7 separate regions of the Mus musculus genome follow, and all the other regions are linked to region 1. A link is a loop called in an ENCODE intact Hi-C map of the cell type or tissue named here. Cell type or tissue: heart. All regions are shown on one strand. Region 1 has its middle 6.4 kb from the start of Elovl5. Region 2 overlaps Gm34654 (a long non-coding RNA gene). Region 3 overlaps Gm34654 (a long non-coding RNA gene). Region 4 overlaps Gm34654 (a long non-coding RNA gene). Region 5 overlaps Gm34654 (a long non-coding RNA gene). Region 6 has its middle 7.4 kb from the start of Gm39375. Region 7 holds the start of Gclc (glutamate-cysteine ligase, catalytic subunit).

Region 1 (4,000 bases):
TGAAACTCACTTGGCAGCCCAGCCTGAACTGGGACTTGCTACAATCCTTCTGTTCCCTGAGTTCTGGGATTACAAGATCACCCCATCATACCTATCTGGCTTTATTTAAACAAAACAAAACAACCTAGTGTGTAAAAGCTTTTAGTTTTAAAAAAAAAAAAGAAGCTTTTTAGTTAAAAGTTAAAGCTCTTGATGCTCTTTCAATGTTTCTTGTGCCCCCAGACTTCTTGCTTTGTACTTAAAATGGTTATATCATGGCTGTCTTCCCTTATTACACACTAATACACACACTGGCCTCACTAGCAGATCTTACTCTAAAGCTTTTCCAGCGATAGAAGAGGTTTCTTTACTATCTCCTCCATGTGACCGAGCAGAGCAGGCAGTGCATACATGCACCATCTGCTAAAACACATTACTTAAAGTCTGATCACAGTTTCCCTCCTACAAAGTGGGAGAGAGTGATCCTGCCATAAAGATTTAAGTCCCTGAACAAGCCTCAACCCTGCCACTCCCCGGCATCCATTCTACCAATACTTCATAACAAAATAGGACATCGTTTTTTTAAATGCCAGGTTGGGAGGTTGGGGTTATGTGCTGGCTAGTTTATGTCAACTTGACACAAGCTAGATTCATGGGAGAGGAGGGAACCTCTATTAAGAAAATGCCTCCATAAGATCAGGCTGTAGGCCTGTAGGGCATCTTCTTAATTAACGATTGATGTGGGAGGGCAGACAAAGCCCATCAGGGTTGAGCCTCCCGTAGGCTGTAAGAAAGCAGGCTGAGCAAGCACTATGAAGCAAGCCAATAAGCAGCAATCCCCCATGGCCTCTGCATCAGCTCTGCCTTCCAGGCTCCTGCCTTTGCTTCTAACGGTGAATTGTTGTATGGAACTATGAGTGGAATAAACCCTTCCCTCCCCAAGTTACTGGTCATGGCGTTTCATCACCGCAATTGACCCTAAGGCAGTTTACAAACTGCATCATCAACCCATAAGTGACCTCGTTCATCAAGAGTCTTGAACTTTCCCACCCCCTTGAGCGTTCTGGCTTGGAAACAGTGTACTTTAAAGAATTCTTAAGAAACACAATCTTTGATCCAAGAAAGAAGCGCTTGCACTTAGCCATAAGCACCCCTGCTGACCTACACGTCAACAGCTTCCCTGAGGGGCTTCCCCAGTGGACTGTCAGTTCATCGGTGCAAAGAGGCATGGAAGTGCCACCCTCAGGTACTTTCCAACTGTAGCACTTGCAGGATAAATTTCTGAGTTTGTTTCTACATCAAAACCTGGGAGGATTAACTGAGAAGTAAAAATATTAAGCAGTAGTTCACGATCCAACTGCTCTCTGTGCCTTTAAGGATTCCCCCAAGGAGAGAGGGGAGGAAGGGAGTGACCCTTGGTTGACAAAAGAAAATGTAACTGTTTCCTCTTCCTGTCCAGAACGTTCAGATCTCCTAGCAGATAATCTTAGGAGTAGGTCTCTGAAATATGCCGAGGGCATTTCACCGTCCCGACCGGGGCCCATAGCCTGCACCGGCGTTAACAAGGCCTGGCTTCTCCGGAGCACGCGGGCATTCTCCGCAGGCGTGGAGGGTGCTGCGGTCCGGGTGCGAGTCCCAGCTGCAGCCTCCTCTCCCAGGCTCCCGCGCCCCGCGCTCCGCCCTGGGCGGGACCTTCCGTGCCCCGCCTGCTGTGCACGGCCTGGCAGGTCCCGAGAGCCGCGCCGAGGCCAGTGCCCCAGAGTAACCCCGCGGGCCCGCCCCTCAGCTCAGGCTGCCCAGTTCGGCGCCGTGATTGGCGGGCGCCGCCGCGGGTGAATGGCGTGACCCCGCTCGCCCACTCCCCGCCCACCCACAGCTCGGTGCCCGGGTGCTGGCCGGAAGTGAGGCCGTGGGGGTCCGCGAGGGTGCGGGGGGGGATGCGTCACTGAGACAGAGTCCCGGGCCGAGGGTCCCTCGGGCCACCGCAGCGAGCGCCCACCCGCACTGGAGCCTTGGAGCCTGGGCGGGGCCTCGCCAGGTTCTGCTCTGGGCTGGGCTGGCGTGCGGCTGGTTGTGTAGACTACTACCCTGTTGAACATAGGATTTTTGGACTCAGCCGCTTCGAGCAGATCACATGCAGACCTCAGTAAAGGGGGGGCCTCTTGCCGTGGTAAAGTATAGAGGGTGAGAATCAGTAAGCAAGACCATTACAGAGTGTGGACGTGCTGGGAGAGAAGGAAACTAGACGGGGACTGGGTTTGGGCAGGGTAGTGCCAGCCTGGTGGGGCCTATGAGGAGGTTAGAAAAGGAGCTAAAGAGGGGGAGTACACGGGCTTTGAAGCCTCGCTTTGCAGTGTTCTTTCCTCGTTCTCTCAACATTGAATTCTTACAGCTTTTAACTTTTTTATTTGCTAAAAGTGCATCACTTTCCCTAACTTATTGTTTGTTATCTGAGTTCCCGGGAGTATAGCATTTCCCCAGAGACCAGTCAGTAAATATGTACATGATGTTACTGCTGGCTGGGTACAGAGGGCAATTTAAAAAAAAAAACAAAAAACAAATAACATATTCGTGAGTGTTTGCTGAAAATCAGTTCTCTTTATGCTTATCCCATTCACCCAGATTAGCACCCCTCCTCCCTGCCCTTTGGAAGCCTTTCTTGAATATCTATCTACAACACAGCTTTCCACAGCGTTCATGCCCTGAAACTTACTCTGACTCATAAGCTACTGAAAACACAGAGTCGCATAGGATGTTTGTGTTAGATTTTTGTGTTACTATAGTTACCTGCAATGTGTCCATAGTAATAAGTGAAGAGAACAACAAGCAAATAAAAACGTATAGTATCAATTTGAGACTCCCGAAGTCGTATTTATTTTGAAACAACCTACTGAATCTAATTTGCTCTTTTGATCATGGAGAAAGTAAATGGTTTTGGAATGGTGTGTGTGTGTGTGTGTGTTTGTGTGTGTTTTAATTGATGGTCTTCTACAAGTCTACTTCAATAAACACCCATTTCTTTTTGCTTTTTATGTACCTGGCTCAACACTATACTAGAAGTTTCTGCCCTTATCTTGAGGAAGAGAGATATTAGAAACAGGAAGTGACGAAGGGAGCAGAATGCTCTAGCTATGGGGAAAGGGGAAAAGAAACATTTTGTTCTGCTTTACATTCTGAGAAACAAAGCCTAGTGAGAGAGGAAGACAAAGGAAAAGGATGAAGTAAATGCACATTGGAACTCTAAAGACTTCAATCTTCTGTACCAATGAGCTGCATGGTAATAACATTGTATCCTGTACGTCCTGGTTTTAATCAGTTTTCAACTGCCCCAAATAGATGCTCAGAAAGTGTTTGTTTAACGATTGCAAAGGGCAGCACGCTATGTAATCATTTAGATTAGAAGTCAATGCAGCACTTTGACATAAGGGGATGTGTGCGTTTGGAAGGAAAGATACCATGCAATCGAATGGCAAGCAATAGTCTTCAAAAACTGATTAAGCCGGTGCTGAAGAGATGGTTCACTGTTTAATAGCATGTGTTGCCGTTGGAGAGAACCTGGGGTTGGTCCCCTACAACCCCATGGTGGCTCAAAACCATCCCTCACTCCAGTTCCAGGGAGATCTGATGCTTTCTTCTGTACTCCCTGGGCACCAGGTACTCACATGATGCATATGTGTACTATACAGGTAAAACACTTGTGAGTATAAAGTAAAAAGAACTTATTTTATATAATTAAGCTGACTCAAAAACTTGTAAATTTTCACTTGAATCTTACGTGGTGAAAAGTGCACTTGAAACTGTGAGAAATTGTACTACCATCTTTTGGCATGAAAGAGTATGTCTCCTGGGTCAGGCGCACAAAAGCAAGGCTTTTCACAATAGACTTGTAACCAAAATACCAAATGACCTAGAGTGACTACATCTTTTAAGGCTAATTGTTAGAGAACTTGTTTTTATAAATTATAGAACTGGGGCAAAGACTATTGAGTACATATGGCCAGCTCTAACAGAATATATCTTA
Region 2 (4,000 bases), 63 kb before region 1:
GTGCCCTACCTTCAGGGCTTTAGGATGGAGTTCAGTCTGATAACCCAGTACCTACTGCGTGATGAGCTCATACTGAGTACGTGTTAGAATAAGGTTCATGGCCCCTTTCACAATGCAGTCTGTTGATTGGCATCTTCTATCTAGTTCACCCATATTCTTTCATAATTCATAAGACTGTTTTCTCTGGCTGCTCTCACAGGTCTGAGCCATCAGCACATTTGTTCACTAGGACCAGCGATGGGAATCCTAGCCAAGATGTGTGGGCTGATTCGTGGTCTGACCAGAGCCACCTAAGGACAGGTTAAAGGGTGCTCTTGGCTCAGAGTAAATACTGTTTTCATCTGGCAGCCGGAACACTAAGTCCTATGGGGATAAAAAACAACAATGACCTGCTTAGCTGTCAGCAACTGGAGGCGAGTGAAGGCAAACAGAATCACATGCCTCACCCTGCCTCATTTCTGGTTTGCATTCATACTCTGTGTTCAATATCCATTGTACTTCGGTTGCTGCTGTTGCAGCTCTTCCTTGGCCTAGTTGTCTGCTCTGTGTGTGTGTGTGTGTGTGTGTGTGTGTGTGTGTGTACACTGTCACTGTCTTCACACACACCAGAAGAGGACATTGGATCCCATTACAGATGGTTGTGATCCACCGTGTGGTTGCTGAGAATTAAATTCAGGACCTCTAGTAGAGTAGTCAGTGCTCTCAACCGCTGAGCCATCTCTCTACCCGGGATTCTTGACCTCTGTCAGACACTACATATGGAGCAGCATCGGGAACAGACGGACATGCTTCAAGCTTCTGGAAGCTGGAAGCTCAAGATGAAGATTCAGGAAACTAGTGAGGACTGCTTTCTTCCCAAGATGGTGCTTTGTGGGACCTCAGTTGGCAGACGATGGAGGAGCAGAAGGACCACACTTTCTCTGTCAGACCACTTCACAATCCATTCATGAACTTGAGCCCCTTAGCCTTACGACCTTCCCAAACTTTCTACCTTCAAGCACTGTCCCACTGGGGACCTGTTCTCTGTGCATGGGTTTGAACACACATTTAGGTCGCATCAGGCACCAAGTATTTCCTACCAATCTGACAAACTATAATTAAGAGTGTGGACTTACATTCCCAGCGTGACTTTGAGCAAGGCATATGTGGGTCTCAGTTTCAAGACTAAGATGAGAGTAAGTTTAGAACTTAAGTCATTGAGTTATCATGAGAAGGTAAAAGAAAGCCAATGACCTTTATAGTGATCAATAAAGGAAGCTGAGGGCAGGAGATCCCAGGGAGGGAAGGCTATTGAAGTTCTGTGCATAGTAACGAGGTGCCAGGTAGGTCTCTGTGCACATGCTAATGAAGGATAAAGGTATAGGGGTGGGGGGAGGAAAGTAGATGCTCATATATGTGCCAGTAGACAGGAAAGACAGTTCCTGTAATTCAGTGCATGTCCAATTTCCTCATGAGGCACTATCAGTTTCTTCTTCAACTGGTTAGTAGAACCTGTTAGCCAAAGCACAACCTGACCTTTTAATATTTCTGATACAAGTGCTGTCTGAAGGAGGAAGTACCTCTTTCACAGTCAGAAATTATTTAATTCCTGCCTGGCATTAGAACACTTGTGCCTGATATACCTGTAGCAGATATTAGCTTTTAATACTTGTTACTAAATATTCCTGAAGCTGTACTCTTACACCACCCCAGGAATTTCACTCCTGAATCCCCCACCTCCCTCTCTTCTTTCCCTCCTCCCTCCCTCCTAAATGATTCTTTACAGCATTCAAGAACTTCCATAATACAAAGTCTTCTCTTTGATTTTGTGAAAGCAAAGATGGAACATAGATTTATAATTATTTTGAAAACTCAGCAGAGAAACACTGTCTTAAACAAATAAATAAACAAATAAAGAATGCCAAAATTTCAAGTTTTGGCAGTCCCCAATAAGGATGTAGAACTGACTCTTAAATATGAAGACATCTTCAATCTCACTAAAAAGAATGTATATTGAAACAATATTGGGTCTATTTCCAACTTATCAGAATAGTAAAGTCAGAAGACTGATGGTCCTAAATTGATGAGGTAGTTCCATATTGCTAGTGGAATATCATAGACATAAATTTGGTGAAGAATTATTACCAAAGTCCTAACTGTCCATACACTTTCATTTAGCAAAATTCTATATCTAAAAATTTATTCTGTATATTATGCTGATACAGTTCCAAAATGATACAGGCATAAGATTGTTCATTGCTTATAAATGAAAACAACAACAACAACCCAATAGGTATAAACATGACCTCCACAGTAGGAAATAAATCAACCTGACACTTCTATGATTTGTATGGCTTTGTGTCTCTGTCATCTTTTGACAGTTTACAAATTAGCTCATGTTTTCATCATTAATGTATCTGTTACAGTGTGTTTGGAGCACTACAAACTGGGTCCATATTAGATGCCAGCTTAGTTGATAACTGTGTTTCTGACATGCCCACCCACAAGTCATTCCTTTTGTCTATTTTCTGTGAGCATGCCTATTTCTTGAGGAAGCAAAAACACTAAAATTGAGCTGTGCTGGTTGGTTTTTGTCAACTTGACACGAACTAAAGACACGGGGGGGTGAGAGAACCTCAAATGAGTAATTGCTTCTTTCAGACTGGCCTGTGGGCGTTATCTCTGGTGCCTTTTCTTGATTTCTGGTGGATGGAGGAGGGTCTAGCTCTCTATGGGTAGTAACACCCCTGGACAGATGGTCCCGGGTTATATAAGAATGCACACTGTACATGAGCCTGGAACAAGCTAGTAAGCAGTGTTCCTCTATGGTCTGCTTCAGTTTCTGGCCCCAGGTACCTGGCTTAAGTTACTGTCTTGGCTTCCCTGGACGTTGAACTGTGACGTGAAAGTATAAGTCAAATAAACCCTTTTCTTTCCAAGTTGCTTTTGGTCACAATATTTATCACAGCAATAGAAAGCAAAGTAGGTCACAGGTCGATCAATAAACCTACAGTGGCCTGTGAGTGTTCAAGTAAAAGACAGAGTTGTATGTCTCTTACTGTACAAACAAACCTAGAAGCCAGAGTCAATGAAGCAAGCATGTCAAAAGTTAGATGTGGTCACCAGTTAGCTAAGGAATGAATGCACAACAGGGCTACTAAAGGAAGTTAAAACTACACCTGCAGTAGACACACAAATGAGATAAACCACATAGGTTCTATGTAATATGGAGAAAGTTCTAGTATTCAAACTAGTCACAAGAGTCCTGAAAGCCAATGCCCAAACTAGTATAAGACCTTAACTCTTGTTACCTCTGTGAAACCAAGAGAGGTGAGGGTACGACTGACGAGAAGGTGCTGGTTCAGGTTCTGTGAGCTCCCATGGGCCCAGGTTAGTTGGCTCTGGAGGCCTTCTTCTGATGTCCAGAGAGATTGCATCATAAGTTTGAAGAATGAAGCCAACTCTGTAATATGAAGGTACACAGGGAAACAGTACCCATTCATGTGTTAGCTGCAGTGTGCTACTTATGGTGACAGCACTAAATCAGGAGGCCTTTCTTGTGTATGAAACTGTCATATGGAAGAGGATGCCTTCTGGGGACTTGCCTAACTGCTGAAAAGTCAGTGCCTAACTTCAAAGGGCTAAAGGATAAATTGGCTTTCTTGTCAATGGCTATGCTAATGTTGTCGGTGGCTTTAAGTTGATGCCAAAGCTCATTCAGAAAATCCTAGGGCTATGTAAATTACTCTGAGTCTACTCCGCCCACACCTTGCTAGCAGAACAGCAAAGTTTGGTTGGCAATGCATCTGTTCACAATATGACTCCCAGGGTATTTTAAGCCTCCTGCTAAGTCATATTCTTAAACAAAAGAAAAAGCTAAGTACCGTTCATCAGTAGGACACCTGCTCAGCCATGATCTGGGATACAGCTGTACCACGAGGTTAGGGATAGTCTCATGTCTGCTAACAAACATCCATTCAAGAGTGACTTCTGAACAACTATATTGTAAAATGTGGCTTAG
Region 3 (4,000 bases), 100 kb before region 1:
AGGTGGGTCAGTGCAAGAGATGCCGTGGATGATGGAGCTGCTCAGTGAGTTGACTAGGATTGTGACTACAGGAGCCTACACAAATGACAGATCCATGTGTGATAATAACACACAAAGAACAGTCCAGATGAGACTCGGGGAGCCCGCAGATGATACTGTACAGTCTGGCCAGCCATGTACATTGGAGACAAATGATAAAGGGTGCATGGGGTTTTTTTGTATTACTTTCTATAGTTGGATTCATCTACAATTATCTCTGCTGACATTCACACTGGTTAACGAGTGATGTGCAATTCTTGATGCTTGACACACATCATTTCATTGATCTTCACCACAGCCTTCTGCAATAAGGTGTCGCTATTTCCATTGCTGAGATGGGGACTAATACATCGCTGGATGAAGTATCTTTGTAACTAGTCCAGTCGAAGGCGATATGGACTGGTGACCATTGGTGATATCTTGATGCTGCATAAAGAACACTGGATGATTTGTGGAAAATCTTAGGTTCTAGTCACCCTTCCACTGGCTCACATTTTAATTTGAAAGTGACTTAAACACCCGGTTGGTTGCTCCATGGGGGGAGAGGAGAAGGAGTGTACTTTTTATGATTCTCTGATTCCAAAGGATCAAGCAATGAAAATATGATTTCATCCCCACCTTGGCAATTAGCATCAATGTTGGTGCTGTTACTTGTTTCTTCCGACTTCCCAGGGGTCTCAGGAGCATCCTCTCTAGCAGCAGGTTGGGTGCTGACTTCACTGGGTTTTGAGCAAGTTTACCCGCAACACTTTTCGTCATGCATAAGGTTGCCCAAAGGCAAAGTCAGTGTCAGATAATAGCAACAAAGCAGTCCTTCACTGAATAATTTCCAAATACCAATGACTGAGACAGTCTGTGTCACTTAATCAAGACAAAACGTAGTGAAATGAATTGTCAGTGGTGCGTGTGTGTGTGTGTGTGTGTGTGTGTGTGTGTGTGTGTGCATGACATGCCAACCCAGGGCCTCAGTCAGAGCTCTACTGCTGAGCTGGAGATATCCCAGAGGGTCACTACATTTGTGGCTTAGAAGACTGAAATGTCTGGTCTGTAGGTTAAATCAGGCTAGTAGTCTTCCATTGCTTTGAGAAACACAGAGAAAACCCACTCAGATTCTTTGGGCCTGTAGATTCACAGGGTTCCATCCACTTTGTTTCTGGGCCATCATGAGACAGCATCATGGCTGGGCATGTGCTAGAGCAAAGCCACTCACCTGGTGACAGGCAGAAGGTGGCCCTCTCTCCAAGCAGGGGTGAAGAGAGACATAGCCTTCAGTGGCCCTCTCCCTAGCAGGGGTGAGGGGAGACATAGCCTTCAGTGGCACTCTCCCCGAGCAGGGGTGAGGGGAGACATAGCCTTCAGTGGCACTCTCCCGAGCAGGGGTGAAGGGAGACATAGTCTTCAGTGGCACTCTCCCCGAGCAGGGGTGAGGGGAGACATAGCCTTCAGTGGCACTCTCCCGAGCAGGGGTGAGGGGAGATGGAGCACTCTCTCTTTATGTAGCCTACTTCCTCCAGGGAGGGCCTATATGCTAATAGCCCTTATCTATGAACTTACCGACAGACTCACCTACTTTCTGTAGATGAGTTTAGAACATTCCTGATCTATTCACCTCACTGGGCCCCACTCTAAGCATTACTGCATTTGGGAGTCAAGCCTTCACTATATGGATCTTTGGAGACTCTTCCTATTTAAAGTCCTTCAGACACACCTGCTGAAGCTATCTACCCCTCCAGAGCCTTTCCACAGGCAGGTTGTGTCCTTATGGTTTTTGATAAATTATAACTTTCATAGTACTTGAGTTGAACGACATAACGTAAAATTAACGTGCTCACTTTCACTTCTGAACGTGGACATTAGAGACGAGAACAAAGCTTTCTAAGTACCTTGAAATTCCAGCAGTGCCCCCATGGTGGCGGTATAACACCACCATGTCAATATGCCTGCAGTCTTCCAGGCTCAGGACCTCACCTACAGGCAAAGGCACAAACTCCAGAACCCAGGGAACCGCAAAATCAGGTTACTCTGAAGGAGACAAAGGGTCTCATGCATCTGGGTTAATAACCTTAGAAACAAAGAAACACAACTCACTTTCCAGACAGAGGAAACAGTTTCTTACAGGGACACAAAGCGTCTACTTGGTGAGAGCGCCCTTTTCATAAGTACTGGACAGCAGCCAGCAGCAAACACAATAGCCCTGTCTACAAATGTTTTTCCCATTTCCTCGGCCCCCTGAAAGCAAGCATTTGAGAATAAATAGTTCAGTTCTCCTTTCCTGGATGGCCCCTATGGCTGTAAACAAAAGGACAACTGGACCATAGAAATGTCACATATTTGTCTTGGCTGTGTATGACCTTATGAGCCCCTGCCTGGGAATTACACTAACAGCCAAAAAACATGATTCAGTCAAGGTTCTCAAAGTGCTTTATGGAGAGTAATGAACATACCTCTGGAACCCTAAACATACCAGGCCATAAGCATTTACTGAGTTATAGCCAAGTCCAATAGTCACTCAGCGCAAGTTGGGTCTTTGTTGTTGTAGTGGTTTGATTCTACACACACACACACACACACACACACACATACACACACACACGTTTTTTATTAGATATTTTCTCATTTACATTTCAAATGCTATCCCAAAAGTCCCCTATACCCTCCCCCCCGCTCTGCTCCCCTACCCATTTAATCTCACTTCTCGGCCCTGGCGTTCCCCTGTACTGGAGCATATAAAGTTTGCAATACCAAGGAACTTCTCTTCCCAATGATGGCTGACTAGGCCATCTTCTGATACATATGTAGCTAGAGACACGAGCTCCGGGGTACTGATTAGTTCATATTGTTGTTCCACCTATAGGGTTGCAGACCCCTTCAGCTCCTTGGGTACTTTCTCTAGCTCCTATATTGGGGGCCCTGTGTTCCATCCAATAGATGACTGTGAGCATCCACTTCTGTATTTTCCAGGCACTGGCATAGCCTCATAGGAGACAGCTATACCAGGGTTCCTTAAGCAAAATCTTGCTGGCATATGCAATAGTGCCTGCATTTGGTGGCTGATTCTTTAGCAATTGGAACCATTTACTGATCAACAGAATTAGCTTCCATAGGTCTTCCTTTTACCCCATGACTCTTGGACATGGCTGGCTAGACTAGAGGCAAATGCTTAACGCAGGAGAGGCACCTCAGAGCCACTGAGGGTCTGGCCTTTGAGAGTCAGCTAGCACACAGGCACGGGATACTACTTCCAGCAATGGGGAGATGTTAGGGAGATAAACTCAGGACTCCTGAGGCTGAGGTCAGGGTTGTCCAACTGTCCTTATATTCTAAAGGGCTGACAAATGTCCTACCCAATAAATCCGAAACTTAGTGTAAACTTACTTCAAGTGAGTGTCTGCTACATGCATGTCCTGACAAAGACATCATCTTTTGGTACAAAGTTCAATGGGTATATATATATATCTATATATAGATATATATATACCTCACAGAATCTTCCTTGCTATCAAAATGAATAGATTCTCTGGAATTCAAACCTACTCTGTGACCCCGTTTTCCCTCTTGTTCCCCCATAAACATGGAAATGATAACACATACGTGATGAAGTCATTCAAGCAGGAAGTGTTGCTCTGGCTGGGTGCCCAGCAGAAGGTGCTCAGTTAACATGAGCCTCAGCCCTGCCTGCATCATTCCTATAAGGAAAAAGAAACAGCCAGGTTAACACACTCCCTGGGGTCTGGAGCAAGCAATGGTGACTATTCTTGAACAAAAGGCATGAGGACCGCGAGGCCGAAGTCCTTTTCTGCGGAGAAAGGGTGTCCTTCATTGTTTGAAGCCAATGCTACATAGGAGAAAGTCCTAGGGGGACCAGAGGCCAGTCGCTAGAGAGTAGGAATGCAAAGCAAATATATCCCTCCTAGACAAGCCTTACTGCTACTGGTCTCTCCGGGGTGGGGAAAATGTCCAC
Region 4 (4,000 bases), 91 kb before region 1:
AGCAATAATTCTTCAAAGCATATATGTTAGATCTTGTTCTTTTTTCCCCTTGAGAATTCATTCTTTATGAGCTTATAACTTGTATTCTCTCTCCCTCTCTCTCTCCACCAATGTGTGTGTGTGTGTGTGTGGTGTGTGTGTGTATGTGTGTGTGTGTGTGTGTGTGTGTGTGTATGTGTGTGTGTGTGTGTGTGTGTGTATGTGTGTGTGTGTGTGTGTGTGTGTGTGTGTGTGTGTTTCTGTCTCCACAACACAGCGTTTCATAGTATAAACTATTTTTGAATAGCTTTGTTTAATTTTTAAGGACCTATTTATTTCTATGTTATATAGACAAGCATTTTGCCTACATGTGTATCTGTGCACCACATATATCATGGGCCCACAGAGATCAGAAGAAGGCATCAGATACTCCAGAACTGGAGGTGCTTAACTGCTGAGCCCTCTCTCCAGTCCATCAGTGAGCCATCATGTGGGTTCTGAGAAACAAACTCAAGTCTTCTGCTAATTAGTTTTATGGCAACCTGACACAGTCACTGGAAAGGAGGGAACCTCAGTGGTGAAACGCCTCCATAAAACCCAGATACAAGGTATTTCCTTAATTAGTGATTGGTGGGGGTGTATCCCAGCTCATTATGGGTGGTACCACTCTGGGCTGGTGATCCTGGGTTTTATAAGAAAGCAGGCCGAGCAAGGCACGGAAAGCAAGTTAGTGAGCAGCATCCCTCCATGGCCTCTGCATCAGCTCCTCTGTCCAGTTTTCTGCCTGCCCTGTGTGAGTTTCTGCTCTGGTTTCCTTCAGTGATGAACAGCGATGTGGAAATGTAAGCCAAATAAACCCTTCCCTCCCCAACTTTCTTTCTGGGCATGGCGTTTCATCGAGGCAATAGAACCCTGACTAAGACAAGTAACAAGTGCTCTTAACTGCTGAACATCAATGGCTCTTAATCACCGAGCCATCTCTCCAGGTCCCTCGGCACATTCCATAGCCAGTTAGTTCAAATGTAGCTATGGGCTGTGCCAGGACAGTGAAGTGTAGTGCTGTTTGTCAGCTAGGAAGGACAAATAAAAGTATGCTTGTCTAACTAACTAACTAACTAACTAAATAAATAAATAAATCAAATCTTCGGGCTGGGAGAATTTATTGCAGCATTTAAAAAGTCATTCCATCCCACACTCCCCTCCTAAGACTGAGAAGTATTAAAAGCTTGGCCAGGTTTCCTGTCACTTTGAATTACAGTTACTCACAATGAAGCAAAGCGGCTTAGCTTTAGCAATTGTAAGCTTGTTCCCGTTTCTTATCACAATCCGGAAGCCACCTCCTCCACCCGTACCATCGCTGAGGGGCTTATCTCCCTCAATCCCTCCCCAGATTGCCTTTGTGAAAGATGGATTCCCCACAGATCTTCTTGAGCTTGAGCTCAGTGAGTGTGGCCTGTAAGTCTGTGCCCAGGAGGACGGTTTAGCTCCAAGTAATAAGGGGGAAGGCCTTAAGCACAATTGTTACTGATTTCAGAGACTATCACCCTGAACTGCACGGTGGGGATGAGATAGGACGAGCCACCAAGGAGTGTCCACACTTTGGATGGACACTCAATGATCACATTGGAATATACATTTGAGAACATTTTATATATGTGAGAATAGTGATTACTGAAACGATTGTTTTTTTTTTTTTTCTATTTTTATTTGCTTGTGTGTTGGTTGGTTTGTTTGATGTATGAGTGCTCTGTCTGCATGTACACCTGCATGCCAGAAGAGGGCATCAGATCCCTTTATAGATGGTCATGAGCCACCGTGTGGTTGCTGGGAATTGAACTCAGGGCTCTGGAAGAGCAGCTACTACTCAACTGCTGATCCATCTCTCCAGTCCAATAGTGGAGACAATTTAAAATAACTGTAGCTCAGAAGTTACTGTGGTGCCAATACACAGAATGATAATGGAGACTCTCAGGAACTACTATGGTCTGTCTCTAGGATGGAACTGGCCTGAAGAACTCCTGCCAATATCAGGGCCCTGTGGGACTAAGCAAAGATAGTAAGTGCAGAACCAGAAGGGCTGGTGAAGAGATGATGGAAGGGTGGGGACCTGCCATGTATCCACAAGGACTTAACATCTATATTTTGAAAACGGTCATTTGGCCTAGGATTAATACAACTAACTACAGTGTATATAAAATAGGACATGCAACTTGTACTTATTCACTGGGGAGCTAAGCCAGGGTTTGGGATATACGTGAATTGAATAAGACCAAGCTTCATGGGCTCAGATATTGGTACATTTGGTCCCAGTTTGTGGTGCTGTCAGGGGAAGCTTTGGCAGCTTACCATTGCTAAAGAAAGTACATCACTGGATGCAGGCTTTGAGAGTTAAAATCCTAATGCCATCTTCAGTTAGCATTCTCTATCTATCTATCTATCTATCTATCTATCTATCTATCTCTCCCTCTCTCTCTCTCATTCACTGCATTTGAAGATGTGAGTTCTCCTTTCCTTCTCCAGCTGCCATGCCTTCCAAGTACTGGCAAGCCTCCCTGCCACGATAGGCTCTCACCCCCCTGAATCTGTTAGCCAAAACAAACTGTCTTCCGTAAGTTGCTTTGGTTATGGCATTTAATCACAACATATGAATGGCTATTATAAAGTTGGTCCCAGAGACTAGGTTGTTGTGGCAAAAGCACCGATCATGTTGGGGTTTCCTGGAGGAATGTGAAAGGCTTTGGGACTTTGGACTTCAAAGTGGTTGAACGCTGTTGGTACAGTTTAGTGGGTTCTTCTAGTAGGAGCCTACAAGATTTTTGTGCTGAGAAAAATGCAGATGGTGGAGGCCTGGGTCAAGGAGTTCTAGGGGAAAGCAAAACTTTTAACAGTAACTGGTCAGTCTTGTGATATTTTAGCAAAGAATTTGCTGCTTTCTGCCCATGGCCTAAGAACTTGCCCAAGGCTAAATTAGCAAAGACTAATTTATTTGACAGAAGAAATTTCAAGGCAACATAATATCAACTCTTTAGCATAGTTATTAGTAATTACTCTTATTCAGGTCTGCAACTTAAAAAAGAGCGAGTGGAGAGGAAAGAAATAAAAAATATAGGTTGAAGAGAAAAGCAGCAGTAAGAAGCCTGTGTTACAGCCAATACAGTAGGTATTGTAATTGTGGAGATTAGTGCCTTTAAGGAGAGGGCACAGGAAAAAAGGGAAGGATGTCCTCGGGGTAGGGCCACACCCAGCTAAGCTTCCAGCTTTGGAAAGAAAACCTAAGGAGGTTCCTGCTCCTTGAAAGCAACTGGAAACAAACTGTTCCTGTGGTTTAAGGGGATCCGGTTTCATCCCAGGCTGGCAGCCAAACACAACGGTGTTGCCCATGGATTCATCCTCCACTGTTTCAGAGATCCTTTAAGGCCAAGGAGTGTGTTTTACAGGAGTCCCTGCATGGAGGCCCTGAGAGGACAAGAAGCTCTGAGAGGCCATAGCATGTCACTGGAAACGTGAAGCCTGGATTGCAAAGGAGATCTCAAGATGCTGGAGATGCCAGAGCTGAGATATCTGCTAAGGAGAGCTGCATACAGGAAGGGGAACCAGGTCAAGGGAGGTGTCTGTTGTAGAAAGCAAGGCTGCGAGGTGGGGTGTTATCATGGCAACAGAAAAGTTGCAACTACAGAGTAAGAATGAAATGAAGGGGCTGGAAAGATGGCTCAGTGGTTAAGATACTGGCTGCTCTTCCAGAGGACCTAAGTTTGATACCCAGCACTCACATGGTGGCTCACCACCATTTAGTCATAGGGGATCTAGTGTCCTCTTCTGGACACCAAGGGCACCAAGAATACATATATATATATAAACATTGTTTTCAAGAATGAAGTTAAGTTGTTAAAATGAAAGAAGTTGGAATGAAATGGACTGACTCCATCTTTTGATGAGGAAGGGAAAGCAAGAAGTCATTTGTCACCACAGACGAATGCTTGTGACAACAGTGTTCTCAACAGGCAAAAGCTAGAGCAACCTA
Region 5 (4,000 bases), 76 kb before region 1:
CTGCTGTTATTCTTGGTGGTCATCCCATAGGACTGGCATTTCCAATACACTGGGGTCATCTGCTGCAAAAGCCTCTCATAGGCTCTCTTCACAGTGCCAAGCCTCAGAGGCTCTCCAGGACCCCTTCATACCTTCAAAACCAGTACCACCTAGGTGATTCTTACACATTAACAAGTCCAACTGCAGCATGAGGTTCAAGATTGGCTATCTCTGGAACACAGCTTCTTTGTGCTCTTTAGAAAACACTTCCCAGAAGATTTCACATCAGTGATGCTGGTCTCTTCATAATTACCACTAATTTCATAGCTCCAGCTAGCCAGCATCAATTGTCTCAGTAGTCCCTTCTATTCTTAACTCAAAAGCTAGAGCCACAGTGCCAAAGCTATGGAGCTCTGCTGCCTGCTGGGGCCGGAACATGATCCCCTTTTCTTTTACATTATTGCCAGCTTTCTGTTTTCCAACTCCTTCGTTGCCTAAACTTGGCCATCCTGGAAATTGCTCTGTAGATTGTCCTTGAACTCAGAGATCTGCATGGCTCTGTCTCTGAATGCTGGGATTAAAGGCCTGTGCCACTGTGCCTGGACTTAAGCTTTTCTCCTTCTAAAACTTGCTCTGTCCTAGGCTGGCCTTGAACTCAGAAGTCTGCTTGTGGATTTCTGACCAGGCCAGCCTGGTCTACAAAGTGAGTTCTAGGACAGCCTGGGCTAAACAGAGAAACCCTGTCTCAAAAAAAAAAAAAAAAAAAAAAAGAAAGAAAGAAAGAAAAAGAAAAAAGTCTGCTTGCCTTTGTATCCTAGGATGAAAGGTGTATACCACCATGTCTGGGCCTAAGCTTTTCATGGTCACTATGCCTCAAGATCCAGATCAAAAACCTGTTTTCTCCACTACTGGATTGTAGTTAATTCTAAATTGAAAGTCCAAATGAAACAAAAACCAAGTAATAATACCTAATATGATATAACTATCCCTTATTCAATTGTAAACACATAAACAATAAGGTTTATAATACCAATCCCTAGTAACTAGCTTTCCCCTTGCGTTGAAGAGACACCATGACCAAGGCAACTCTTCTAAGAACAACATTTAATCGGGGCTGGCGTACAAGTTCAAAGGTTCAGTCCATTATCACCATGGCAGGAGCATGGCACCATCCAGGCAGACATGGTGTAGGAGGAACTGAGAGTTCTACATCTTCATCTGAAGACCACTAGGAGAAGGCTGCCTTCCAGGCAGCTAGGAAGAAGGTCTGTCAAAGCCTACCCCCACAGAGACACACTTCTTCCAACAAGGACACACCTCCTAATAGTGCCCCTCCCTAGGCCAAGTATATTCAAAACACCACAAGAGTATTGAATTATTTCAGCCTTTCGTTGTTTGTTAAGATGCTTAGCAGCTAAGCCATGTCTCCAGCCCCTCAATCCTTTCAATCTCATTCAGCGTGATAGCTTGGTTCTTGTTTTGGCCACATCTTTTGCACTGCTCTAATGCAAATGGGGGCCTCGAGGAATAGAGTGAATGTTTTTACTTAATTCAATAAGACAAACTCATTTTTATCTCTTAACTCCGTAGACCTGTGGGTCTGCTGACAGTGTACTTTTGCTGTCTGGCAATAAACAGAGTTATCTATAAATGATGGACCAATAAAGATAGAGTAAGAGGTAATTCCCCCTCTGTGGGGAATCACGTATCTCTGACTGTATCTCAGCTTTTCTCTTTGTTTTTAGTTGGGTCTCATTCTATACTCTTTGAACTCCTAGCAATACTCCTACCCAACTACCTTCATGCAATCTACCCAACGTTTCCATGCATATGGCTTAGGGAATGTTAGCATGCAATGTCTTTTCAGTAGGAGCAGGTTCAAGAGCTGAGCTCTAGAAGACATCAGGAAGCTCTGACTGCCCTGGGAATCACTCAGCGTGCAGTGTGTCCCTCCCTGGTGAGTTCAGAGAGACAACTACCCACAGGAAATGGCACACCCCTCAGAACTGACTTCCTCCAAGCTTTTCTTGTCCAAGTAACATCTGAAGGTCAGAGTCTCATCTGCCACATGTTTCTGTGACACAAAAGGTCGAGTCATCACAGTGGGGGTCCTTTCCTTCCTAGCCTCAACCATCTCTCGCCCTACATCAAGCCTTCCTTCCTGCACCCAATGTTGAATCAGGCTCCCTCGAAACTAGTAGCGACTCTACTCCATGCACTTAGTTCCAGGAAAAACACATCTATTTCTAAAACGAGGGTAAAAATAGATTCCATTTTAAAAACAAGAGTGGAAATATACTAGGGCGATAATATTGAAAAGCAGTCTTTCTGTTTCCCATGTTTCTTGAGAAATATAGAGCAACTGTATAAGGCGTTTATCGGCAGCAAATACATTTTGCTCAACCTAGATCATTGTGATTACGTATGCTCGTATATACATGGATTTATGCTTTTCAAATGAAATTCTCACAGCAATCCTGTGAGGTTGAGACTGAAGGTCAGATCTGCTCACTGAATTATAAGCTCTAAGCTCCGGCTTCCACCGGATACAGAGTTTTTCCTCCTAGAGGCTCCCCAGCTGTTATCAAATGAAGGCAGAAAATTAGTAGCACTGTTATCATCTCTATTACTTTAAGTGCCTATTTCTTTCAATCCTCATAACAATCCTGTGCAGAAGATTGTCTTGTTATTTTTGTGGAGGAAGAACTTTAGGCAGATACCCTGAGGAACTCTGGGGCTCATTGATACAGTGGCAAGTGTCTTTGTCACTGTATAGCCATCTGTTTTTGAAATGGACTGGCAAAAAAATAACATGTGCTGTTGTTGAATAAATTGTAAAACTCACCCTCATTACATAAGAACAACTAAAATATCCAAATAAAGTTTTCAAGTCATTAGTTAACAAGGTAGGGACAAAAAGATTGCTGCAGTAGGGATAAAGATTAGAAAGATTTGACAAAGGAAAAAGAAAGAGAGAGACAGAGACACACAGAGAGAGAAGAGATGGAAGCAGAGAGACAGAGAGACAGAGAGAAACACAACTTAGGAAACTGATTGAGGCTATTACCAGCAATGGCATTCATACCAAAAGATTACAGACCACAAGAAGAATCTAGAAACAGACCAAAGCCCATTGTTCTACCAAGGTCAATCCTAACCAAACAGGAAGAGGAAATAGAGGAAGTTCTCTGGGTGGGTCTGAAGTGACAGTAAGAAAGGGGCCAGTCAACAGAGAAGAAATTGAGTCTGAAGGAAGCCATGGTTGCCAGGGAAGACCATTAGTCGATTTCTTCCCTATTGCTTTTCAAATATTTGCTGGGTTTTTATTTTTGTTTTTCTCATTGGAGAAATTAGTACATACTCATTGTCAGTTAATTTAGCAATAGAGATGAACATAAGAAGCAAAATTACTGCTTCCCTGGAGATTCCCTGAGCACCTGGGAGAATGGACATTCCTGAGCGCATCAGCACTTTTTGCCTGGGAAAAGATGCTCCGCGTCTGGAAAGACACACCTGAGAGTGTGGCTTCAGGGAGGCCATTTCTACTGGACTCAGAGAGTCCACGGTCCTGGGCCAGTTCACGGTGCAACACCCAGATGGCTCTCACATCTTGGTAACAACAGAGTTGCCTCATGTTCTCCAGAAGCAAGAGGGGAAATTTATAGACCAAAATCCTTTTTCTCTTACCCCAAAGTGAAGATATCGGATGTTGGGCACTCATCTGTGAGTTCCAAGCTGTCCTCATGTGATGGGGCAGAGTACACTTAGTGGACTGTTCATGCGCATGCTGTTGGACAGACTGGAAGACCTTAGCGCAGATAAAACAAAACTTCACTGCTTCCAATAACTATGTCAATATGGTAAGGTGTGGGGTATATTTCTTTCATCTTTTAGACATTATATATTCACTGTTGCCCTTTCATCAACAAGCATCATGATTATAAATATAATATCTTTTGCTTGTCCTTCTTAAATCCGCATATCACATGGTGGCTGTACTTACTGTACTTTCATACATACT
Region 6 (4,000 bases), 94 kb after region 1:
GAACTCCTGCCTCCCAGAGCAAGTCCGAACTCTTGCCCAACTTCTCTGGCCCCTGACGTGGCAGGTGGCCATGACTCTGGTTTCTGGCTTCAGGTGCAGATTGTCATTGGAGCTGTTGCCTGAAAGCAGCTGTTCTCCACAGTACAGCTGAACTCAGATCATCTCTTCAGAGTAGGTTTTAATTTAGAAAAAGAGAGAGAGAGAGGGAGAGAGAGAGAGAGAGAGAGAGAGAGAGAGAGAGAGAGAGAGAGAGAGAGAGGAGGAGGAACATCCTTTCACTTGTTCTCAACCTCCCTGGTGCCGCAACCCTTAAATACAGTTCCTCATGTTGTGGTGACCCCTAACCATAAGATTATTTTTGTTGATGCTTCATAACTGTTAAGTTTGCTACTGTTTTGAATCATAATGTAAATATTTGTGGTTTTCCCATGGTCTTAGGCAACCCCTGTGGAAGGGTCATTCAATCCCAAAGGGGTCACAACTAACAGGTTGAGAACAGCTGGTATAAAACAACATGGGACAGAAAAAAAAAAAAAAAAGAGTTCACCAGAATGGAACTGGAGAACTAACATTTTGCTTAGGTGGCTGCCTTCCATCAGTGTGAGTGTCCCTCCACCCTAGGCTACCTCGTGGATGATTGGTAGCCCCGCTGCTGTCTGCTCCCTTCCCTACCCATTGTCCAAAGAACACTGAACCATGGCTTCAGCGGCCTTCTTCACAGAAGTTGGTTAGTGCAGATCAGGCACCTCAGTGAGAGGTTATTAGCATCTCACTACCCTGGAAGCCTGGGTCCTAGACATCAGGTGACAAAAAGCCGGTCCTGGCTGAGGACTGTGCTTCCTGCCCATGGGTCTCACTCGGGGCACTCCGCATAGGAAGCACTGGACTGGCTGGAAAATGAGGCTTGTGTTCCTGCAATCAGCCACATCGCCCATGCAGAGCTTTCTGATTAACCTGGGCTTTTGCATACAAGGTGGAATCCCTGCCTTGTATGTGGGTCTGATCAATGGGAAGGGCACATGACTTGCTTTAAAATTAGCCTCATATTTCATTGTGTAACAGTTCTGGGTTTCACTAAATAGAATGACTGGGCTTTTATAAGGGCGCATATAATGTATTTCTATTTAGTGTATCTGATTGGTTCATCTTAGAGAAAATCCTTTAGATTCGCTGAGATGCCGTGTTTCCGCCTACAAAATGATGCTGTGGGTTTTGTAGGAAAAAGAAAGATTAACAAAACTTACCATCTTATCTAGGGCACAGAGGGAGAGGGAAGGAGAGGGAGGGAGAGGGAGGGAGAGGGAGGGAGGGAGAATCTGAGCTTGTCAATGAAGAGAACAATCTCTTCTGCCCAAAAGGACAGAGTGAAACTAGAAAGGAAAGAAATGATTACACTCTAAATCATGCTGTCAGCCAGGGTTAACATTCTGGGAGGTTCCAAAGCTCAGAGAACATTTCACATCTTAAGAAAAAAGGCTGGGTTTTTTTTCCCCCTATTTCCCCTGTGCCAGTGAGACATCCTCACGCAAATTCAAAATCAGCAAAAACCAGTTACCAGCCAAAGCCACCTTCCCGTTGTCCTTCACAAAGTCAGCTTGTTCCCCCAGATTTCTGATTCACCTTGGCTGCATCTGAAGATAAGCCCATATGACCTAGAGGCCAAGGAGAAGCAAAGAAGTTTATGTGCCTGCAGAAAATACATTTCTACAGTCAGGAGAATGTGGTGGCTTGAATAGGGATGACCCCTATAGACCGGTGTGTTTGAATGCTTGGCTATGGAGGGTGACACCATGAGGTGTGGCCTGTTGAAGGAGGTGTGTCACTGTGGAGGCTGGCTTTGAGGTCACATGTGTTCAAGCTATGCCCAGTGTGAGTTGGAGTCCAGCCTGGGATATGGGAAACTCCATCTCAAATCAAAAAGCAAAACCACTTTATAGCAAGAAAACCATTTTCCTGTGGTCCACAGAACTAAATAGGTGATTGATTATCATTTATGCTTCATATCTCATGTGACCGAGGGCCAGAGAAGAGGGGTTTAAAAGACTAGATCTTGGACTGGCTAGGGTGACTCAGTGGATCAGGGTGCTTGTCACCAGCTCAGACAACCTGATTTTGAACCCTAGGCCCCCATGGTGGAGGAATAGGACTTACTCCTGTGGGTTGTGCTCTGACTTCTGCATGTGTGCTGTGACATGCACACACCAGCACATGCACACACACATAAGTAACAAAAGCTTAAGAAAAGCTGGACCACTCTAGAGGGACATGTGTGCAGTACCTGCGGGGGCCAGAAGAGGGCATTAGACCCTTTGGAACTACAGTTATGGACGGTTGCAAGCTGCCCCGAAGATGCTGGGGAACTTGAATCTGGGTCCCTGCAAGAGCAGCCAGTGCTCTTAACCACTGAGCTATCTTTGTAGCCCAAGATATTATTTGGTAATAGTTTGTCTTAATGACACCATATCATATGCAAACTGATAGATAGATAGATAGATAGATAGATAGATAGATAGATGATAGATAGATAGATAGATAGATAGATAGATAGATAGATAGATAGTGTATTCATTTCTGGGTTTGAGATAGTCTAATAAACATCATATAGTCCAGTTATTTCTTTAGCTTACTGGTTTTTGTTTATTGTGACCACAAACGCAGTATGAGCATGGCTCTTCGAATTCCCTCCGTCTGCACCCTAAATTTGTCAGCCACCGAGGCCACCGAGTTTCACCTCTCTTACCTACCAGAGTGACTTTCCTCCCTTCAGAACCCAAGACCTTCATATCCTAACCATGCTTTGCATCAGAGTTCTAATTTTGCCAATCAGGAAGTTCATTAGCCTCACTGGGCTTGTTCAAGCTGCCTGTGTTCATATTCATATGTAAACTTGTATCATCTGACTTATAATAAGCCGTGTGTCTGGCAGGCGGCTTGTCCCCACAAACCCTGAAGGTGTCACTGCACAAGGTGCCAGGCTGTGTGAGGCTGACATTCCCTCTGCGCTCCCAGGATGAGCCAGCGCCGCAGTCTACTGAGTCAGGCGCACAGGCTGGAGACGGTCCGCTTGCTTCCCTGTCTCTCCGCTGTCCTCTTTCCATTCTTTGCAACTCAAGGGTTAGGAGGACAGGCAGTTAAGGCAGTTAACCTAGATGAAGCACAACAACCATGTAAGCGAATAGGTCCCAAACTGTTTAAACCACAAACAAGCTTATCACCTGCCCAAGTGACCCTGCCTTTGGAAATCTGTGCTGGTGGAACAGATAGCAGCCACCCACAGCGCAAGCCTCAACACACTGTCCTGGAATACTCCCGACCTTGAGCTGCCCTGGATACCCAAGAGAGCAAACCAACGCTATATTCCTAATGGCGCCTTGCCAATCCCCCAGCAAAGGCCTTGGAACTGAGCCTTAGCTACTGCCACCTCCGCACTTCACCAGGCTCGTGGGCTCCACCTTCTGGCCAGTGTTCCCCTGGCCTGGCCTGGCCTGTTCGTTGACGGTACAGGAGACTCTTAAGGGCAGCAATTTTGCTGAATTCCTCTGCTAGCCCGGGACAGTTTGGAATGGCACAGCCTGGACACAAGATGCTTCCCAGGGCTAGGTGGGTGGTGTCCAGAGACGCCGAGAACCCTCTAGGTAAACAGCATATCCACCCAAGGACGCTGGTCAGCCAAGACGGTGAAGTCCTGGAAGCATGCTCACTTGGGACCTTCCCCTAGCATCTGGTTCTTGCCTCTTGTATCGATCCTCAAATGGTCAATAAAATCACGGTCCCAAATCTATTCTTTTGATTGTTTGCTTGTTTTTGTTTGGTTGTTTGTTTGGGTTTTTTTTGTTGTTGTTGTTTGTTTTTTTGTTTTGTTTTGTTTTGTTTTTTGTTGTGTTTTTGTTTGTTTGTTTGTTTGTTTTTTGAGACAGGGTTTCTCTGTATAGCTCTGGCTGTCCTGGAACTCACTCTGTAGACCAGATCTATTCTTCCTTGGATGTAGATGTCGTGTTCC
Region 7 (4,000 bases), 160 kb before region 1:
GATGGTGGGGAGGACACAATAAGGTAGTGGGCAGTAAGTAGTGAAGATTGAGTGGTGGTGGTGTTAGAATGGTTTTTTAAAAGAATATTATTCCAGCTATGTGCGAGAGAGAGACAGCATCATGTCTCCTCAGTTTTAGATGCCATCTAACCTGTGCACATACTTAAATGCATTCCACTGTGCAAATCACAGCCACACTTTCAGTATCTGTGGCCCCAAGCTCTTTGATGGCCTCATTCAATGAGGAAATATTCCTATCATGCATTCATCGATTAGTGTTCATTGAATGTTGTGATGAGTGTTCATTAACTATTAAATCTAAAGCAAATGTGGAAGTCCATGCCTCTAATCCCAACACTCAGGAGGCTGAGGCACGATGGCTGCCTGGAGTTCAAGGCCAGGTTGGGCTATCTAGTGAGATCTTGTCTCTAAGTAACTACATGTTGAAAATGTAGTTACAATGTGTGTGTGGGGGGGGGGAGGGTGTAATAAATGTTTTCTGCCCTCTGTACATGAATGGATCATCTAGTTACTGCATATATTTATACAGTTGCAAAACATTAATCGAATAACTATTCGGGCAAGGTACCTTCCCTTCGTTCCCACGGAATCCAGTTCCCAGAGCCTTCCGCACTCAGGGTAAAGCTCTCCTGAGCAATAGAATGACCACCGCTGGATGGACCTTCGGTTCTGAAGGTGGGGAAACTTCTGAAGAAACTTCTCACACTGCACACTTGGAGACAAGACAAGACAAGACCTCTTTTGCACAGTGAGTGATCTCTGTGCCGACCAGAGATCCCATTGGCAAATAGTTAACGTACAGGGTTTACAATGATGATATACATATATCTAATCCCTGCCCATACATGGACGCATGTAAATAACCAGCAATCAACTCTATGCATATCCATGCCATGTGGAGTCGTACAACATTTATTAAAAAGTATTACTCAGCCAGGCAGTGGTGGCACATGCCTTTAATCCCAACACTTGGGAGACAGAGGCAGGCAGATTTCTGAGTTCAAGGCCAGCCTGGACTACAGAGTGAGTTCCAGGACAGCCAGGGCTACACAGAGAAACCCTGTCTCGAAAAACCACACATACACACACACGCACACACACTCACACAGTATTACTCAGCCAGGCGTGGTAGTGCACATAATTGATCCCAGCACATGGGAGGCAGGAGGATCTCTATGAGTTCGAGTCCAGCAAAGCCAGTCCAGGACAGCCAGGGCTACACAGAGAAACCCTGTCTTGAAAAACCAAGAAGAAAAAAGAAAAAAAAAAAAAGGATTACTCTTAACTTTATACCCTTTCTACCAGTACAGAGTTGAACAGATATTCAGATATTTCAGCTCTCTCTCTCTCTCTCTCTCCCTCTCCCCCCCTCCCTTTTTTTTTTTTTTTTTTTTTTTTTTTTTGACCCAGTTTTCTCTTAGGACCCAGACTTTTCAGTCCTTATTCGCAGACAGCCCCGCCCCCCCGCGGACACCCTCGGCCTCAGCCCCGCCCCCGCCCCAGGCCCCACCCACGACCTGCCGCTTCGTTCCCCGCCCCCGCCGCAGCCTATAAAATCTGGAGCGCGGCGCACGGAGCGGCAGGCGCGGAACTGGGCATGCTCTGTGTCGCCGCAGCTTTGGGTCGCAAGTAGGAAGCCCGTGCACGACACCGGCGGCGCCGAGTGGAGCGCTGCCGCGGCGGCCAGGGCCGCAGGGCCGGCGTGGGAGCGCGAGACCGGGCGGCGGCGAGAGACCCCGACCCGGGCTGTCAACCGCGCGGCGGGGTCCGAGCCGGAGCGGGAACGGACGGGACGCCCGCCGCGCGGCCCGAGGGCGCCCCCAGAGCGGAGCTGCGGCCGGGAGGAGGACGCGGCCATGGGGCTGCTGTCCCAAGGCTCGCCACTGAGCTGGGAAGAGACCCAGCGCCACGCCGACCACGTGCGGAGGCACGGCATCCTCCAGTTCCTGCACATCTACCACGCAGTCAAGGACCGGCACAAGGACGTGCTCAAGTGGGGTGACGAGGTGAGCCCGCGCGCCTTTGTTCGGCCAGGCCGCCCGCGGCCCCGCCACCGGCCCGGGCTCGGCGCTGGCCACTCGGGCTCATTCATTCCTGTCGGGAGGCAAGCCGCTCGGACACAGGGAGGGCCTGAGCGGGAGGAGTGTGAATATCTGCCTCCCGGCGTCCGGTCGCACTGTTCGCCTTGGAGATGAGTGTGTACAGGACCGACTTGCCCGGCTGGCTTGCTATCACGTTTCAAATCTCCAGGGTGTTTGCTTCGGCCCTCGGTTTTCTCTAGCTCTTTTTCTTAAACGCCTGACACATCTCACATCTGTCCGCAAACTTTAGAGTTATACATTGCAACAAATACATTGCTAGACCTAAGGACTTGGGGTTGTCTTCCTAAAAGACGGGAGACTTCATTATCCGGTTTAACTGTAAATGCTTACAACTTAGAGGTTAGGTAAGACTGGTTAGAGCCAGCAGCTAAGCGTTACCAGTCAATGCTAAAACTTGTGCATGATCTCTGGGACCCATTTGTTCGAACCATCTGAAAGCGGCAACGCTAAAAACATTTTTTTGTGTGTGCATCCCCTATTTTTAAATAAGCACATTGATAAAAAGATACATAAAGTTAAATAACCTCTTGAGTCTGACCTTTATTGTGTGGGGTTGGCATTTACGGCAGATAGCGTGCCACTCCTGTATGTATTTATCGTTTAGTATTATCCTTGGGCTAAGTTTCAAAGTGTTGCTGTACCGGCATAGACTAGCTTGCGAAAAGTTAGTTTTTCTGTATCTAATGTTGGTAGATGATTCTGCCATCTGCAGCTGAAAGAATTATGCTTGGCCTAAGGAAGTATTAGGACTAATATATATTCCTACAAAAAAAATTGTCTATCACCACATTTTCTTTCAGGAAAGGGACACACTCGTTTGGCAGTTCTCCAGTTTTAGTCCAAAGTTTGTTGTGTATTTACATTTGACAGTTCTTCATTTGTGTTCCGTGTATCATATACAGGGCAGGGATATTATGGGTTTTATCCACTTGTTTTTCCTAGGGCCTAACTAGGAAATATATATAGTTGGCAGCAGCAAATTGTGGCGTCCTTTAAGGTTCTCATGGAACCAGCCACTGTTGAGCAATCAAAAATTTACTTTTCGCTGTCTTGCTAGGACTCCATAAAGACAAAAATAAAAACAAATGAATGTCTTTATAACCATTTGGAGTTGAACTTCATCCGCAGATGTTCAGTGCAGTCGAAGCACAGTGGTTCACCATGCCCCTTGCCTTTTCTCTACTAACCAGGAACCTCCCGGATCCAGATCCTTCTTTCTGTTTTAGAAAAAAAAAAAAAAAACGCTCCCCCTGTTGGCAGGAAGAGCATGTACAACTAACTGCCTGTTTGGAGAGACTTCCCATGGCAGACGAGTAAAGTGAGTGGTGTGAGAGGAACAGCAGAGCAGGACCTCAGGTGTACCACACATTTCCATCGTGACGGGATCTGGTGAATAGAGTCGGTACCAAGTTTACCTTCCTCCCCACAATCCTTATCAAGGAGACTGAAGAAGCCAGGCAATCTTGTGCACTTGTATTCTGTCTGTATAGGGGGAGAATGTTGGGCCCAGCATTTCAACCAATTAACACTGTTTTTAAAGACAGGGTTTCTCTGTGTAGTCCTGACTGTTCTGAAACTCACTGTGTAGACCAGGCTGGCCACAGACTCACGCAGAGATCCGCCTGCTTCTGCCTCCTGAGTGCTGGGCTTAAAGGTGTACACCATCATTGCCTGACAGTTAAGACTTCCTGAACAGAGCATGCTAGGCAGGTCTGTAGAGAAGTTGGACTCCACAGGTAATCCTCCGACAGTAAGTTGCCTGGCTAGCACTGTTCCTACATTAGATGACATCAGCAATATCCCTTGAAAACTTAGCGCCTGCTGATATTGCATTTCCAAATTTCTTTTTGCAAATATTCTTGTCATAAGTTACATAG

Evidence for each region. A loop is a pair of places that touch in the nucleus more often than their neighbours do. Peaks named below come from ENCODE experiments on the same cell type or tissue, not always from the same donor. Only the 100,000 strongest peaks of a DNase experiment are listed, where the experiment ranks them.
Region 2: a loop joins it to region 1, with 2.4 times the contacts of the local background. A loop is called at or near these places in 7 of 42 quality-filtered maps.
Region 3: a loop joins it to region 1, with 6 times the contacts of the local background. A loop is called at or near these places in 13 of 42 quality-filtered maps.
Region 4: a loop joins it to region 1, with 3 times the contacts of the local background. A loop is called at or near these places in 20 of 42 quality-filtered maps.
Region 5: it touches region 1 in a loop (3-fold over the local background); 21 of 42 quality-filtered maps call a loop at or near these places.
Region 6: it touches region 1 in a loop (4-fold over the local background); 18 of 42 quality-filtered maps call a loop at or near these places.
Region 7: it touches region 1 in a loop (13-fold over the local background); 7 of 42 quality-filtered maps call a loop at or near these places.

What each region holds. Positions count from the first base shown.
Region 1 is chr9:77,908,966-77,912,965 of GRCm38, forward strand. No RefSeq gene overlaps it. Among named protein-coding and RNA genes, the nearest start is that of Elovl5, 6.4 kb to the right of the region's middle. In heart, no CTCF peak of the experiment used is centred here; a DNase peak (open chromatin) is centred at 1,806; H3K4me3 peaks cover 2,593 bases; H3K27ac peaks cover 3,073 bases.
Region 2 is chr9:77,845,793-77,849,792 of GRCm38, forward strand. The region is part of intron 1 of Gm34654 (a long non-coding RNA gene); the gene reads right to left. Among named protein-coding and RNA genes, the nearest start is that of Gm34654, 4.1 kb to the right of the region's middle. In heart, no CTCF peak of the experiment used is centred here; no DNase peak of the experiment used is centred here.
Region 3 is chr9:77,805,005-77,809,004 of GRCm38, forward strand. Gm34654 (a long non-coding RNA gene) reads right to left here. Exons shown (of 5, transcript XR_379642.4): 3 at 3,631-3,725; 4 at 1,923-2,101. Among named protein-coding and RNA genes, the nearest start is that of Gm34654, 45 kb to the right of the region's middle. In heart, a CTCF peak has its summit at 1,961; DNase peaks (open chromatin) are centred at 2,207 and 3,677; H3K4me3 peaks cover 556 bases; H3K27ac peaks cover 541 bases; H3K27me3 peaks cover 445 bases.
Region 4 is chr9:77,817,752-77,821,751 of GRCm38, forward strand. The region is part of intron 1 of Gm34654 (a long non-coding RNA gene); the gene reads right to left. Among named protein-coding and RNA genes, the nearest start is that of Gm34654, 32 kb to the right of the region's middle. In heart, a CTCF peak has its summit at 1,750 (motif pointing right); a DNase peak (open chromatin) is centred at 3,350.
Region 5 is chr9:77,832,811-77,836,810 of GRCm38, forward strand. All of the region lies in intron 1 of Gm34654 (a long non-coding RNA gene), which reads right to left. Among named protein-coding and RNA genes, the nearest start is that of Gm34654, 17 kb to the right of the region's middle. In heart, no CTCF peak of the experiment used is centred here; a DNase peak (open chromatin) is centred at 1,961.
Region 6 is chr9:78,003,398-78,007,397 of GRCm38, forward strand. It overlaps a transcript of Gm34829 not described here. Among named protein-coding and RNA genes, the nearest start is that of Gm39375, 7.4 kb to the right of the region's middle. In heart, a CTCF peak has its summit at 2,286 (motif pointing right); DNase peaks (open chromatin) are centred at 54 and 3,414; H3K27ac peaks cover 874 bases.
Region 7 is chr9:77,752,933-77,756,932 of GRCm38, forward strand. Gclc (glutamate-cysteine ligase, catalytic subunit) reads left to right here and starts at 1,603. Exons shown (of 16, transcript NM_010295.2): 1 at 1,603-2,027. The coding sequence starts at 1,878. In heart, CTCF peaks have their summits at 1,924 and 3,388; a DNase peak (open chromatin) is centred at 1,609; H3K4me3 peaks cover 2,618 bases; H3K27ac peaks cover 1,619 bases.